Regions from separate parts of the Homo sapiens genome. Here region 1 is linked to region 2. Evidence: chromatin contacts called from ENCODE Hi-C data. All regions are on one chromosome and are shown on one strand. Each heading gives the region's core, a stretch centred on a gene start or an enhancer-like site at or near the end of the contact. The rest is flanking DNA. Distances are from core to core; before and after follow the strand shown. Region 1 holds the start of RSF1 (remodeling and spacing factor 1). Region 2 holds the start of SPCS2 (signal peptidase complex subunit 2).

Evidence for each region. A loop is a pair of places that touch in the nucleus more often than their neighbours do. Pooled maps may share reads with other maps.
Region 1: a loop to region 2 is called in a map of CD8-positive, alpha-beta T cell, with 26 times the contacts of the local background. The contact joins the promoter of RSF1 here to the promoter of SPCS2 in region 2. A Hi-C loop is called at or near these places in 2 of 168 maps with a recorded cell type or tissue (CD8-positive, alpha-beta T cell and naive thymus-derived CD4-positive, alpha-beta T cell) and 7 of 50 pooled maps.

What each region holds. Positions count from the first base shown.
Region 1 is chr11:77,817,991-77,822,072 of GRCh38, forward strand. RSF1 (remodeling and spacing factor 1) reads right to left here and starts at 2,732. Exons shown (of 16, transcript NM_016578.4): 1 at 2,538-2,732. The coding sequence starts at 2,724. AAMDC (adipogenesis associated Mth938 domain containing) reads left to right here and starts at 3,154. Exons shown (of 4, transcript NM_024684.4): 1 at 3,154-3,251. RefSeq lists enhancers at 1,113-2,086, 1,382-1,491, 2,087-3,059, 2,612-2,781, 2,792-2,931 and silencers at 2,122-2,211, 2,352-2,441, 3,032-3,191.
Region 2 is chr11:74,947,521-74,951,985 of GRCh38, forward strand. SPCS2 (signal peptidase complex subunit 2) reads left to right here and starts at 1,746. Exons shown (of 5, transcript NM_014752.3): 1 at 1,746-1,879. The coding sequence starts at 1,766. It overlaps XRRA1 (X-ray radiation resistance associated 1), which reads right to left and starts at 1,571. Exons shown (of 19, transcript NM_001378157.1): 1 at 1,408-1,571. RefSeq lists enhancers at 939-1,793, 1,291-1,340, 1,461-1,520, 1,651-1,870, 1,794-2,648 and 1 more.

The DNA of each region.
Region 1 (4,082 bases), core at 1,482-3,981, 2.9 Mb after region 2:
CCTGCAGAGACTTCTCATTTGCCAAGTGTTCTGAACTGTGTAACATTAATTAATAATTATTCTAAGATCACCTTATGATAGGATCTATTATTATCAGTCCCCTTAGCAACTCTATACCAACGGTAATGCAGTGGCTGAAATAAATGATCCTTCTTAGCCCAGGTTACCTGTCATTTTTACTTACTTAGTGAACCACTATTCAATTCAACTGACTCTAATATTGTATTCCTGTGATATTAATATAAACTAAATGCACTGGTCAAAATACCTAAAATAAATGTAGATTCAAGCAATCTCATATACTACCCAAAATACCACGCCATCCCAGAAAACCTATGCATTTCAACTTGGTCCAAAGAAATTACCAAAACAATTTACTAGCCATCCTTTCCCCAAATGCCCACAGTTCGTTCTCTGAGAGATACATTACTATCACTTCCCAAGGCATCCTAAAAGCAACTTACTAAGGCATCCTACTTCACAATGACTACCTTCTTAAAAATTAAAAAACGGGCCAGGCTTGGTGGCTCACGCCTGTAAAGCACTTTGGGAGGCCAAGGTGTGTGGATCACGAGGTCAGGAGTTCGAGATCAGCCTGGCAAACATGGTGAAACCCCGTCTCTACTAAAAATACAAAAATTAGCCGGGCTCGGTGGTGCACACCTGTAATCCCAGCTACTCGGGAGGCTGGGGCAGGAGAATCGCTTGAACCTGGGAGGCGGAGGTAGCAGTGAGCCCAGATCCTGCCACTGCATTCCTGCCTGGGCAACAGAGTGAGACTCCGTCTCAAAAAACAAATAAAAATAAAAAATATAAAAAAGAATGTAAATACAATTTGATAATGAAATTACTACAATGGGAGCTTAATTTTTAAACAAATTCTGTGAGAAGCCTTTATATAATGTAATTAGTCACCCTCCTATTTTGTACTATTTTTTAAATTAGCCTTTTGTAAGCCAGTTTGTTACAGGTAGAGGGAATGTGGACAGGTAAGAACAGATTACTAGGCTTATATTATAACTGCTGTATTAATTTGAGTCTTCGGTAGCCATAACATCATACAGATTCTTTATAGGTAATATTCTGAAGAACTTCATACTTGGCGCTTCCTAGCAATGCAAATAAATTCAGTTAACAGAAACTTCTTCATTTACATAGAGAATAGAAGAGCGACCCTGCTTTCTTGGAAAGGAAACAGCTATCTGTCTTGTACAATAACCAATCCACTTTGGCCAGCTAATATGGACAAAAAAAGAGACCTATTTGGAAAACGTTTCTTCTCCAGCCAAGGGCTGTTTCCAGATAAAGGCAATGCTCAGAGTATAACAAAAAAGCCTTCTCTGAGGAAAGAAAAGTGCCAGAAAAGGAGAGGCAGGGATCGGGAATAAATGGGGGTGAGTATAAGCACTCAGTGTGAAGGCTGGAGGCAGCAGGCGCAGCGCTGAGATGCTCCAGCAAAAGAACCAGCAGCAGCAGCAGGAAGTTTCAATGGGGCCGGGCAGAGCATGCGCCCTGCACCCGCGCGGTGGCCTTATGTGGAAGGAGCACCACTTGCGAACACCAATAATAGACCAGCGGCACCAGAGAGAGAAACATGAGCAACAAGCACCTTCTTCAACTGTTTCCCCCTCCGTCAGAGCCCCTCCTCCAGCTTACATACTAACCACCCCACCCTACCGTGCAAATGGGAGGGAGACGACTTCTTCGCCTAAGCCCGGCTGCCAAGATGAAGGGGGAAGGGATTGGAAAAGTGGGGAGATGCTCGCCTATTATTTTGGGGGAGGTGGGGAGAGGAAGGAGAACTATGGAGGAGGAATTAACCCTCTCCTCTCCACAGTGGAGCTGAACCGACTTCGCCCCCCTACCGAGAATGGAGAAGAACCCCCTCCCGTGGGGGAGGAGCAGACCTCCCCACTTCAAGGAAGGAGTTTTAGGGGTTAAAGCAGCCCTCGAGGGGAAGGGAAAAGGGACAAATCTCTCAGGGGAGTTCCCAACAGAGGGAGGGAGAGTTGAGTGTCCGCTGGCCCCCGCCCACCCAGGTGAAGGGAGATAAGGAGGTGTCCGGAGCAGCCGAGCCCAGCCTTCCCCGAGATGGTCGGGAAGACTGGTGGGAGGAGGGGAGGGAGTAAGGGTGGGGAGGAGGAGAAAAGCGCAAAGCTGGCCGGAACCTGCGCTCCCCTTCCCCCGCCGCCAAGGGGGAGACGGGGTGGGGGGCCGCCCTCCGCCGCGGAGAAGCAGTCCCCGGGGCTGCCGACCGGCACAATGACCCCTCCCCGCCTCCAGCCCACACCTAGCCCGCAACGCCTCCACCTCAGCTCCCCGCCCGGCCGAGTGGCCCTAGGGGGCCTCCGCCCCGCCTCCCCACTGCCCAAGACCCCGGGGGCTGGGCGGAGAAGACCAGCCCGGCGGAGTTGCGTCCCAGGGGGAAGACAGAGCCGCGGAGGCCCGAGCCGCGAAGAACCGGGGCGCCTGTGAAGAGCGGAGAGTAGCAGAGCGCCAGGGCCGCTTCCCGCCGGGCGTTCGGGCCCCTCGCTTACCTTCTCCGTTGCCGACGTCCGGCGGCGGCGCCTGCAGCACCCGCTCCAGCTCAGGGAACGGCAACTCAGGCAGGTCTAGCAGCGGCCCGTAGCGCTCCAAGAAGGAGCAGACTACGGCGAAGTTGGGGCACGAACCCGGGCAGCCCGGAGGAGCCATCACCGCCGCCGCTGCCGCCGCCGTCGCCATTTTGAACTGGAGGATGGAGGAGGAGGCGATGGGGGGGCGGGGGAAGTTGTGGTGCCGAGGGATGGCAAGGCAACCTTACAGACGACAGGAGGCGCTCTCAAGTGGGCTCCTCTGCGGATCCCAGCGTCTCAGGGACGGCTCCGCGATCCCACAATACATCGGCGGCCCGGAGCAGTCGAGAACCGAGTCAGACGGGAGACAGAGCGGCCCTCGGCGCCTTTCACTTTCCGCCCTCTTTCCGCCCCCTTCTCTCCTCCCCTTCGGGCTTGCCACTGCCTCGTGTGACAGGGGGAATGAAAACAAGGGAAGCGGGGCGGGGAGGCGGGCTGGAAGCGGGAGGGGCGGGACTTCTCGAGAACAATGGCCAATGGACGCAGAGGGGGCGGGGCCTCGGGCGCTGTTCAACTGCAGGGCGTATTCCCGGAGGGCAGTTGGGGAGCGCAGATCCCGAAGCAGCGCTGGGAGCGTAAGTGCGGGCAGAGCACTGCGCCGTTTGGGAACGCAACTTTGAGGAGACAGTGCGGTGGGTGAGTTTGCGGGGGAATCCTGAAACTGGGCCACGAGATGGTGGAGAGGTTGAGGAGAATTAATAAACAGAAAAAGGGAATAGGGCGGGGGAAAGCACAGTTGTGGGAGAAGGTTGGGAAGGGGAAAGGTAGAGGTGTGCCCTTAATTAGGGGCTGGGCTGGGACCTCGGTAAGATGTCTCTGTGGAAGTTTGCCGACGGGGTATTGCTCTCTGCTGGGGTACAGGAATCGCAGCTTTGCTGGAAAAGCAGGATCTGAGGGAACGGAACTCTGGGGGAATCGTCGGAGTGAGGAGTTGGGGCCCTGCTGGGAGAAGAGGATCTGAGGAGACCAGGCTCTGCTAGGGGGCCATGGTGTGAGGGGAAGGGGCTCTGTTCAGGGACCAGAATCGGAGTGTGGGCTGGGACTCCATTGAGAGGCGGAACATGACAGGAGACGGTGGAGCAGCGAAAAGTTTGTTAGAAGACAGGGTTCCACTTCGGGGCGGGGCGGGGGCAGTGAACATTCCCACAAAGAACGCCAGAGAGAAACTACCAATAATGTAAAATAGAATGTGCAGCCTGAGAAGCAGCAGTACACGTTATGCTTAGAAGCCTGAGCTTTGGATTCAGCCAGGCCTGAGTCCTAGCGGGGCTACTTCATGACACTGTGGAGGTTTCTTTATTTCTTTGAACTCCTTAGAGTGGGGTGATAATAGTACCTACATCATACGGTATTACTAGATAAATCACAGTAAAGTGATTAGCACAGTGCCGTAGCACATAGTGAGTACTTTAAAAATATTAGTTATCAAAAAAGGAGTTCCTATAATTTAGACTGAATTCCGCTATA
Region 2 (4,465 bases), core at 496-2,995:
GAGTGAGACTCTGTCTCAAAAAATAAAAAATAAAATAAAAAGTGACTAGGGCAATGCTGTATCATCTCACTTTATTTTAAATAAAAGAAAAATGAGAAGTTGTAAAAGATAAACTGCAACAACAAGCTACAGGGGATCTGACTAGTGTCCACGGATTGCTTCACAGAGGTAATGAAATATCATCTGATGTTATTGCTATTTAGTGATATTTATTTTCTTTTTAGTAATAATTTAGTTATTTAGTGATAATTATTTTCTTTTCTTTCTGATCTCGGCTCACTGCAACCTCCGCCTCCCCGGTTCAAGCAATTCTCCTGCCTCAGCCTCCCAAGTAGCTGGGATTACAGGTGCCCGCTACCACGCCCGGCTCATTTTTGTATTTTTAGTAGAGACGGGGTTTCACCATGTTGGCCAGGCTGGTCTTTAACTCCTGACCTCAGGTGATCCGCCTGCCTTGGCGGGGATTACAACCATGAGCCCCCACGCCCGGCCGAGATAATTATTTTCACATGAATTTTGGCTTCCCCAAGACAAGTTTTTGTCTGTTTTATTCAGGGATATATCCCTGGTGACTAGAATAGTGCCTGTTACATAGTAAGAAACTCAAAAATATTTGTTTAATTCTTTAGACGCTTATGGGGGATATATAGGAATTAAAAAACAATACAACGTAATAGAGCATGGTATAATACAATACTGCTATTTGATAACTCTGTCATGGAGTAGTAGTTCCACCAGAGTAGCAACCAGGTCTATCTTGATCCCCTGTATCCGTTAGTACAATATTGGTGCTCAATATACATTTGTGAAAAAAATTAATTAAAATACAACGTAATAGAGCATGGTATAATACAATACTGCTATTTGATAACTCTGTCATGGAGTAGTAGTCCACCAGAGTAGCAACCAGGTCTATCTTGATCCCCTGTATCCGTTAGTACAATATTGGTGCTCAATATACATTTGTGAAAAAAATAATTAAAATCTAGAATACTATTACATCCTAAAACCGTAAAAGCAGAGTGTCAGAAGGGATATATATTGGTTTTGATTTTTTTTAAATGCCGGCTTGAAAACCGAGTTCAGATACATGCTATCTGGCTTTGGGTAGGTTCTTTAGTTTCCTCCTCATCTAACAGGGCTGTTGTGGGACTCAGTGAGAGAGAGGATGGCTGGAAGTGCACATAGGATACTGCCTGGCAGACTGTAGGCACTCAGTAAACGCGAGTTCTCCGTTAACACGAAAACATTACAAACAGCTAAAATGACAGCTGCTTGAGAGAATAATCGGTAAGTGCCACAACCGGGCTAGAAAAGGATGAAGGACAAGCTCCTGCCCACTCCTTTGGAAACTCCACACCTGGGCCGGAGAAAGACTCGAATTCGAAAACTAAGTTTCAGTCGCACCTGCCTCCGGCGTCGCTTCAGCCTCCGAGGGGTCTGCGGAGGCGACGTCCCAGTCAGGAGGGATGCGCGCCTGCGAGCCCCCCGGGGATCTCGGAGCCGCTCCACTGCGGTGCCTGCCGCTATCTTCCCCACGCCTTAGTAACTGCGACGCGACGGCAGACAGTGTAGGCGGCAACCGACGGCCGGGACGTCTAACCTCAAGTCCCAGCAAGCCCCGCGGCCACGTCCTCTGACTACCTCGCGCCAGCAAGACCCAAACTACGGATCCCGATTGACTCCGCGCGGCGCGTCACGCTGTCAGCTCCAGCCAATCGGCTTCAGACAAGTCGGAGGGGAGGGAGACGCAGAGGCGGACAAGATGGCGGCGGCAGCTGTACAGGGCGGGAGAAGCGGTGGTAGCGGAGGCTGTAGTGGGGCTGGTGGTGCTTCCAACTGCGGGACAGGAAGTGGCCGTAGCGGCTTGTTGGATAAGGTGAGGAGCCGGTTCTTGGGAACAGTTGAATCCTGGGGAGGCCTGGGAGGCGGCGAGCCAACCTTCCCATCCCGGTCTCCCTTATTTTCTACGGCCTTTTGAGGGGAGCCCTTGTGTGACCACTATCACAACCCTACGCACGCTTGGAGCCTGCCCTTGCCCTCATCACACTTCAAACCTGGACCCGGTCCTCTTTAGAACTTCTTCTTTTCTCGCAAGTGTTCTGGTCCTGGTCGCCACACCTTTTTCGGTAATTTGATTTTTCCTATATTTAATCGTGTCCATCTCTTTTCTCCTGGGGGGCTGGGTGCACTGTTGTCAGTGCCCATTTCACAGACACGGAAAACCGAAGCCCAAAGATTAAAGAATCAGTATCCCCCAAACTCTCTACCACCATCACCCTTGCGTGCTGCTACAGATTCCAAAGTGCTTCTTGTCCTTTTGCTTACTGAAGTTTTTAGGCGTTTTATCATGATAGGCGAATACTGAAAATATTTGAGTATTGACTGTTCTACTGGGCTGACAAGAAGCCTTTAAGATTTTTCTTTTTTTCCTGTTGTTTTTCCCCGCCCTCTCCTCTCTTCCCTCCACCTCCCTCTTTGCTACCAAGTGCACTGCTGCCCGCTCACGCTTGCCCCTTTCCTCCCTCTGCTCATCCAAAAAAATTTTTTTTAACTGCAGTCCTAGCAACAAGGGTTTAAAAGAAAAGAAAAAAAGGAAAACTGTCCCTGGGTTGGCCTTTCTTGCTCTTTGCACAGCATCTTGGAAGAAACAGTTGCACGGAGAACAACGTCCTGGTGTTGATTTTGCCTCTAATTAGCTTTGTGACCTTGAAATATGCTTGCTCTCTCTATATCTGTTTTCTCATCTGCAAAGTGAGAGATTTAGCCTTAAAATGAGGGACTTAACTCTAAATTCCCTTCCAGTTCTCTCATTGTAGGGCCCTGGGCTGGTTTGATGAGAATTGTTAAGCATGGTGTCTTTAATATAGTAAGCAGAATTTTTGAATATAATTGAAAACAGCTTTCAGACTTCCCTGTGCATAACACATGGTAGGTGCTTAAGAAATGAAAACATGATTATGTTGAGGGGTTAAGATCCAGGTCTTTTTACTTGTCTTTTTGAGTGTCATTGGTTTTGAAAGACATGGTTCTCACACTCTTCTCTTGTGAGAGGGGTCACGCTCCATTGCCCAGAATGGATCTTAGCTCACTGCGGCCTTGAACTCTTAAGCTTAGGTGATCTTCCCACCCCAGCTTCCTGAGTAGCTGGGACTGCAAATGTGCACCACTATGCCTGACTAATTTTTTTGCTTTTAACTTTTCTGTAGAGTCAGGGTCTTACTGTGTTGCCCTGGCTGGTCTCAAATTCCTGGGCCTCAAGAGATCCTCCCACCTTGGCTCCCCAAAGTGCTGGGATTACAGGCATAAGTCACCATGCACCTGGCCTCACACTCAAACCTTAAGATACAGAAACATATTCTGGAGGTTGGGATGGTAAATTGCTTCAAGACATGTGAGAGTATGGGGAATTGATGGTCATTTGTGTACACAAATCCTTCCCTCTTGCTAGGTAAGCACCTCATAGCCTGTGCTTACCTGCCCCACTAACTGCTCTTGCTCTTCCTTGCACTTGGATCATCATCAGCAAACATTAAGTATGGGCATTCTGCTAAGGCAGTATAGAATACTATTATTATGGAATAGTGTATATGGCACCATTGTGTTATTGAAAGAACCCGGATGTGGGGATCATAAGATTTCAGCTTTGAAGTATTTCTGCTACTTGCTAACAGTATGAAGATTGGCAAGTCACTTAACCTTTCTTCATTTGGAATTTTGGAATCTCTGGCACCTAGATCACAGGGTTTTGGGAAGAACCAAGTAAGACAGTACACATTAATGATCTCCATTACCTGTAGTGTCCAGTACAGATGTGTGATGGTGGAGGAGTAAATCAAGAATCCTACTGTCAGAGAGCACTCAGAATAGCCAAATATAGGAGATGGGGTAATTGAATCTATTTAAGGAAGTATATGGTATATTCGCTCAAGTGTGTACTTGTTACGGAAGTTCAAATGAGAGAAATAGAGTGAACCCTGCGAGCTTATTGATAAGAGTAAGAGCCTCGGCCGGGCGCAGTGGCTCACACCTGTAAACCCAGCACTTTGAGAGGCCAAGGCAGGCGGATCACCTGAGGTCGGAAGTTCAAGACCAGCCAGACCAAGATGGAGAAACCCCATCTCTACTAAAAATACAAAATTAGCGAAGTGTGGTGGTGCATGCCTGTAATCCCACCTACTCGGGAGGCTGAGGCAGGAGAATCGCTTGAACCCGGGAGGTGGAGGTTGCAGTGAGCCGAGATCACGCCATTGCAGTCCAGCCTGGGCAACAAGAGGGAAACTCTGTCTCAAAAAAAAAAAAAAAAAAAGAGTAAGAGCCTGAAGGAAAGGCCTCATTCCTGAAAGTGGAACTGGCACCTTATTTGGGGGGAGAAAAGAAAGACATGCCAGGTAAAAAAGTCTCCTTGAGTAAAGTTACACAGATGTGATGGTGTTTTATGTTTCTCAGGTATTGAGTTGACTAG